Regions from separate parts of the Homo sapiens genome. Here region 1 is linked to region 2. A link is a contact called in ENCODE Hi-C or POLR2A ChIA-PET data. All regions are on one chromosome and are shown on one strand. The core of a region is the stretch at or near the end of the contact, and the rest is flanking DNA. Distances in the headings are between cores, read along the strand shown. Region 1 overlaps RBFOX2 (RNA binding fox-1 homolog 2). Region 2 overlaps TOM1 (target of myb1 membrane trafficking protein).

What was found. Hi-C counts contacts between places; a loop is a spot of excess contacts on that map. ChIA-PET counts read pairs that join two places held with the same protein, here RNA polymerase II (POLR2A). Pooled maps may share reads with other maps.
Region 1: a map of gastrocnemius medialis shows a loop between it and region 2 (3-fold over the local background). The contact joins two enhancer-like sites. A Hi-C loop is called at or near these places in 1 of 168 maps with a recorded cell type or tissue (gastrocnemius medialis) and 1 of 50 pooled maps. POLR2A ChIA-PET finds 5 or more read pairs at or near these places in 2 of 52 experiments (activated CD4-positive, alpha-beta T cell and activated CD8-positive, alpha-beta memory T cell).

Annotation. Positions count from the first base shown.
Region 1 is chr22:35,841,199-35,844,443 of GRCh38, forward strand. All of the region lies in intron 2 of RBFOX2 (RNA binding fox-1 homolog 2), which reads right to left. Among named protein-coding and RNA genes, the nearest start is that of APOL5, 120 kb to the left of the region's middle. Within about 2 kb of position 1,995, at least 9 of the 41 ENCODE cell types and tissues checked have a DNase peak (open chromatin) inside an H3K27ac peak, as active enhancers do.
Region 2 is chr22:35,311,994-35,315,164 of GRCh38, forward strand. All of the region lies in intron 1 of TOM1 (target of myb1 membrane trafficking protein), which reads left to right. Among named protein-coding and RNA genes, the nearest start is that of TOM1, 14 kb to the left of the region's middle. RefSeq lists an enhancer at 1,858-1,957. Within about 2 kb of position 1,483, at least 23 of the 41 ENCODE cell types and tissues checked have a DNase peak (open chromatin) inside an H3K27ac peak, as active enhancers do.

The DNA of each region.
Region 1 (3,245 bases), core at 745-3,244, 530 kb after region 2:
ACCTTTTGTTTTCTCCAGCCTTCTATGTTTCAGCCTTTATTGAAAAAGGTAAATCCTTTCTTATATATACCCTAGAAATTTGTGTCATTATTGTAAATAGTAATTGTTATAGAATGCTGTAGCTACAGGTTTAGGAGAATACTGACAATAAGAGTTTCTTTAAAGTTCTCTTATTAAAATAATATAATTAAAAAATGCATCAAAGATGTGGTTCAGTCCAGAAGTTGGTCTAATTCTGCCCTTTACTAGTGATCTTGGAAAAATCTTTAACCTCTGAATATAAACTTCATAATTTCCCTATTTTATATTATCACACATTCAAATAAAACAATTTATAAAATGATGAGTTTATCAGTTGTCTCATAAAATTAAGATTTTCTAATTTTTTACAGCATTCTAATAAATAGCTCATTCTGAAGGATTTATGAGATATTTTAGTTATGCTATGTATTTTTAGGATATACTTTCTAAAAGACTACCCAAAGGTTAAAAAGATTAATTCCAAAATTAAGCTTCCCATTTTTAATTTTTATCTATTTTTATTTTTTACAAGCCCACGGCTAACAACACGAGCTCTCCATTTAAAAAATAAACATCTACAGAAATCTAAATTCAAAATAACAAATCACACTGAGAATACATAGTTTTTTGCTGTCTCCATAAGGACTGTTTGGCAACATGCAGTACCAGGCTTTTAAAAATGTTCTGTATTGGCCAGGCGCAGTGTCTCATACCTGTAATCCCAGCACTTTGGGAGGTTAAGGCTGGTGGATTTCTTGGGCCCAGAAGCTCAAGACCAGCCAAGGCAACATGGCAAATCCCTATCTCTATTGTGAATTCAATTTTTAAAATTTTAAAATTAAAAAAATGTGTTGTATAACACCATTGGCTGGCACACTGCCAATACAACATCATTACACCCGCTCCTAAATTAATAATCATTTTAACAATTCTGAAAGGAACACAGGAAATACAGGACCATCTGTGGAACCTGGAGAAACTGATGTAACATAGTATATCAGGCTCTATTCTGTGCATTTTACAGATATCTGTATACTTGTGGCATAATCCATAGTAATAATTTTAAAAAGAATGAGATCTTCAAATATTAGGAAAAACGCTGAGTAAAGTAATATAGATAAGTACTAGGCCTGTTCTTATTTAACACTTTTTAGAAGTGACCTGGAACACAGAATATATAGTACTCTCTGAATTTGCAACTGAAAAGCCAATCAGAAGGAGATAAAAAGCAGTCAAATTTTCTAAAGACAAAGTGAGTAAGCAGAAAATGGGCAGGTGAGTTTCACTGGAAGCAAGAGCAACCCAGTGTATTTTTGGAAAAAATCTTGAATCATACTAATGGGATAACTGTGTTTTCAGTTCTAATAATTGAAATAAACCTCAGAATCACTGTGTATCATTCTCTGAATCCTCTGGTTTATTACACTATTCTTGACAAAAAGCCTGGGGCACTAAGAAGATAGCATCTCCCCCACAATGTCCCCCGCCCCCATCCTTAGAAAAGCAGCAGCTACCTTGACACTTAGGTGTGACTGCAGCCTCCATACATCATGGAAAGAGACAAGGCCCCAAGGAGTTTTTTTGTTTTGTTTTATTTTGTTTTTAAAGAAAAGGGCAAATGAGGGGTCCCCACATGCAAAAAGTCCAAGACTAGGATAAAGGTTTCCTCAGGCCAGGAATTCATGCTACTTTTCTACATTTAGAACCAATATTTTACAGTGCAAATAGGCTTAAAAATTTATTACAGGAAAGAATTGGTACAAGCTTAAAAAAAATGTTACAATGATTTTTATAAACTCACTGAATGACAGGCTCATAGTGAGGTCTGACTGGCACAATGATATTTTGAAGTGTGTCCCTGGTATTATAGAGGACAATTTGCTCCCTGGTGTCCAAGAGAGAGAAGAGCAATTGAGCAGCCTGGGTCTGACCCAGCAAAACTGGAGTCCCCTGGTGGCTGAATGTGCCCGGTAATGTACCAAGGAGAAAATCATTTTAGGACATTTCCTGTATGTGTGTTTGGGAGGAGAGAGACAGGCAGGGGCTGGGAAGCTTTGGAACAGGGTGGGCACGATGAGATGTCAGCTAATGAAGGAGGCCCTGCCTTCTCCATGGACAAATCCCCAGCTTTCAGGACAGTGTCTGGGACGTGGTAAGTACTCAAGAAATATTTATTAAATAAACAAATGAAGGAAAGAGGTACTTCTCCCTGTAGTCTCAACTCTTTGAGTGTTTCATCCAATCTCCAGAACCCCAGCTTCCTTTCCTCCATACTACTCAATTGAAATTTACCTTACTGAAGTCACTGAAGACCTCCAAATCATGGCCAAATTTAATGGACATTTTATGTCTTCTTTGATTTGTCTGTGGTATTTGGCATTCCCTCCTTTGGGAAACTCTCACTCTTAACTTAAAATGATACCAGTCTTTCTTAACTTTCCTCTTTCCCTGTTCACCCTCTTCTCCATCGTACTCTTCTTCCTCCTCTACCATCCTCTCAATTGTTGTTGTTACTTGCAAGGTGTCATCCTCAGATCTCTTTTTACTGCACACCAGAGGTTCTTAACCCAAAGTGCATGGTTCCTAACACAGGCACCCCAGTAGAAATTTTTCTTATATGCATTTCCACGCAGAGAGGATCTGTAGTATTTATCAGATTCTCAAAAGGGTCCAAACCTCAAAGAAGTTAACATTGCTGACCACACTTGCTCAAGGTGTTCCAACTCATTCTATCACTTCAGTTACCAAGAATTTACCCTGACGGCTCCCACATTTCTATTTTTGAGCACATACATCTCTTCTGAACACCATGTTTCTATTCTTTTTCCCTTGAATATGGCCGACTATATGGGTTATTCATCCTTCAAGGCTTACTTCAGAAATCCCCTACTCCAGAAAGCCTTTCCTGACCCTACTTGCTCCCACATCTGGTTTAGGTACCCTTATCTGTGAGCATACTTTACCTTAGCACCTAATCCATGGTACATAACGGTTGGAGTTACTGTTCTGCATAACTATGACTAGACTATGAGCAGTCTGAGGGTAGAAATCATGTTTTATACTATATCCCCAGTTCTTAACCCAGTATCTGAATACACAGTAAATGAATGTTTGTTGAAATCAAACAATAATGCCTTGATTTCTATTACTCTAGCCATTTATTTATTCACACATGGATACATCAGAATGAAGAGCACCTATGTAGTTATCAAAATATTATAAAA
Region 2 (3,171 bases), core at 233-2,732:
CCTGTAATCCCAGCACTTTGGGAGGCCGAGGCGGGTGGATCACAAGGTCAGGAGTTCAAGACCAGCCTGGCCAAGGTGGTGAAACCTCATCTCTACTAAAAATACAAAAAAAAATTAGGCGGGCGCCTGTAATCCCAGCTACTTTGGGGGCTGAGGCAGAGAATTGCTTAAACCCAGGAGACGGAAGTTGCAGTGAGCCGAGATCGCACCACTGTACTCCAGCCTGGGCGACAGAACAAGACTCCGTCTCAAAAAAAAAAAAAAAAGACAAGGGGAGTTCAGGAGTTCAGCTGACTCATTCCTCCTCTTCATCAGCACACCTGGCACTGTCTCAGCACCTGGTCTTTCCTGCCATGGAAACGACCTTTTGGAATTGTCAGTTGTGGCCTCCCACTGGACTGTAAACCACCACTGGGGCAGGACCTTGCTGGATTTGCTCACTGACGTCTCCCTGTAGCCTGGACAGGTGTTGAGAATGTTTGAGAAGCACATAGCATCGTGGTTATGAATATGGACTTGAGAACCAGACTTCTCTGGCTTTGAATCTGCTGTGCATCTCACAAACTGTGTGACTGCAGGCAAATTGCTGCCTTCTCCATGCCCCTGAGTTTATTCATCCTCTGTCTTAAAGGTTGTGGTGACGGGTGACTGAGGGTGTGACGTGCTTATTAGTCCCATGCCTGGTGCATGCTGAGTGCCAGATGAGCATGTGAACTGGATGAGCCTGACTGAATGAGGAATGGCATTGCAGACAGAAGCTCAGAGGCGTGAGAGGGCAAGCCACATAGAGGAAGGGGGTACAGCTGACTGTGGCTGACGCCAGCCCCTGGAGAGTTCAGGCTTTTGATCCTCAGGCAGTGAGGGTGATGGACAATGTTTAAACAGAGGAAGTTGTGCTTGGAGTTATGTTTGAGTAGAGCGTGGAGGTGACAGTGCAGGCCTGGGGAGGTGGCAGCTTGAGCCAGAGCTGTCTCAGTGATCATGAGACTGTTGGAATGTGCAGGATGGGAGCGAGCGGGCTCCAGGCTGCTTCCCAGAAGGCTGGTGTGGAAAGGGGTGATACTGGCCGGACACAGTGGGCAGTGGCTCACACCTGTAATCCCAGCACTTTGGGAGGCCAAGGCGGGTGGATCACTTGAGGTCAGGAGTTCGAGACCAGCCTGACCAACATGGTGAAGCCCCATCTCTACTAAAAATACAAAACTTAGCCAGGTGTGTTGGCAGGTACCTGTAATCCCAGCTACTCGGGAGGCTGAGGCAGGAGAATCGCTTAAACCCGGGAGGCAGAGGTTGCAGTGAGCCAAGATCGTGCCACTGTACTCCAACCTGGGTGACAGAACGAGACTGTCTCAAAAAAAAAAAAGAAAGAAAGGGGTGATACCATACCATGGCCCCCATCTCTGATCCTGCCCGTGGTGTGGCGTGTCTTTGGTGACTACTCATTCTTTCTCTTGGCCCAAGTCATAGTCATTGTAGCTCGGTTACTCATTGCTAGCCTTTCCTGATGTCATACTGACATTGTCTGGCTGCAAGGTCACAACATCCTGTGAGGCAGGCAGTCTTATCCTGATTTTACGGGTGCAAAAACAGAGACTCAGAGGGGCTGGATCTTTGCCCACATTCTATGAGTTAGGTCAGGCCAGACTCGTCCCACTCCACCCTCATCTCCATGAGGGGCAGGTGGGTCTTGCCATCATGCCAGGCAGATTATCTGGAGCCCTCCAGGGAGGTGGTATCTGCACCAGACCCAATAGGGAGAGGACAGACTGCTGTAAGGACGCACAGGTGCCCAGTGATCCGAAGCCACAGGCTTGCCAGCCATAAACAACTGCAAAGCCGCCTGATGACAGGTGGAGGATTGCAGGGCCCGGTTCTGTCAGGAGCTGGAAGACAAGAGCACAGCTGCTACCCGGAGGCCCTTGAAGGTTACAGCTCCGAGGTCGGGGAATCAGTTGTCATTCTCTTGGTAACTGGCAACCACTGTCCGTGTTTTTATTCCCCCTTCTTAAAATAGCAAGCTGAATTACTTCTGTGGTGAAGAACAAAAACAAAGCAAATATTGCCAGGTTCCTGTGGGTTTAAAATTCTGCCCTGATGGAATATGCCTACCCTGTGGGCATCTGAAGGAAATCCACATGATTCACCGCAATCCTGTTGTCCACACCTGGACCTGGAGGAACCTGGAGGAACCTAGAAGGGGTTGGCAAGTGATGGTCTGGGCAGATGTCCCACAGCCTCCCAACAGCTGTCTTGTACTGGAATTGCTCAGATCTGCCTTGTCCCGATTTTGTCTCCTCCTCCTCTTCCTCTCCCCTTTCTCGTTTAGGCCACATATCCCCTCCCACCCCGCAGAAAACCTCCGTCTTCTGATTGGCTCTGCCCACTACTGCCTGCTGCCACTCATGGCTCAGGAGCTTGCCTGCACTGCTTGGGTCACATCAGACTCATGCACGGGGTGGGGGCGGGGGGTCCTTCTGCTCCCACCTGATTGCCGGGTATGGGATTTCTCTTATTTATCAATGTCCCCGCTTCCCTTTAAAAGCCACTTACTTGCCTTTCCAAAACAACCACAGCCTCTCCTGAAACACTGATGTTCCCTCCTCCAGGAGATGAGAGGTGCCCATCGTTTTCAGGGGGTACTGGGGACAGAAGAGGATCTGATGGTGGGGACCACTGAGAGGCCTGCCGGTGGAGCTCAGGGAGGAGAGGGCCAACTCCCTGTGTGGTCAGGAAGGACACTTCTGGGAAAACAGTGTTCCCCGCCCCTGCTGAGAGATGCGGATGGCACAGAAGCCTCAGGCACCTGCGCCACAGCGTCAGCGGCTGCCCCGCCCTTACCTCTGTGTGCCCTTTGCAAGTTGGTGATCTCTCTGTGCTTCAGTTTCCTCATGAGATGAGGGCAATAATGCACACCTTACAGTGTGTTAAAATTAAATCTCATTCTTCATGTGAACAGCTAATGCTGCTTGATATTCTATGGCATATAACTTGGGAAGTTAAAATATTATTATTGTGGAAGGGCATGCAGGCCAGGTCGAAGACTAGGGAGACACGGAAGGATTTGGGCAGGAAGGACACTGTCATTTTCAGGTTTCAGAAAGTTCCTTCTGGACAGTGTGGAGAATGGGTGGGAGGAGGGAGGCAGGAGGAGGGAAGAAGCTGAGGCGGTAG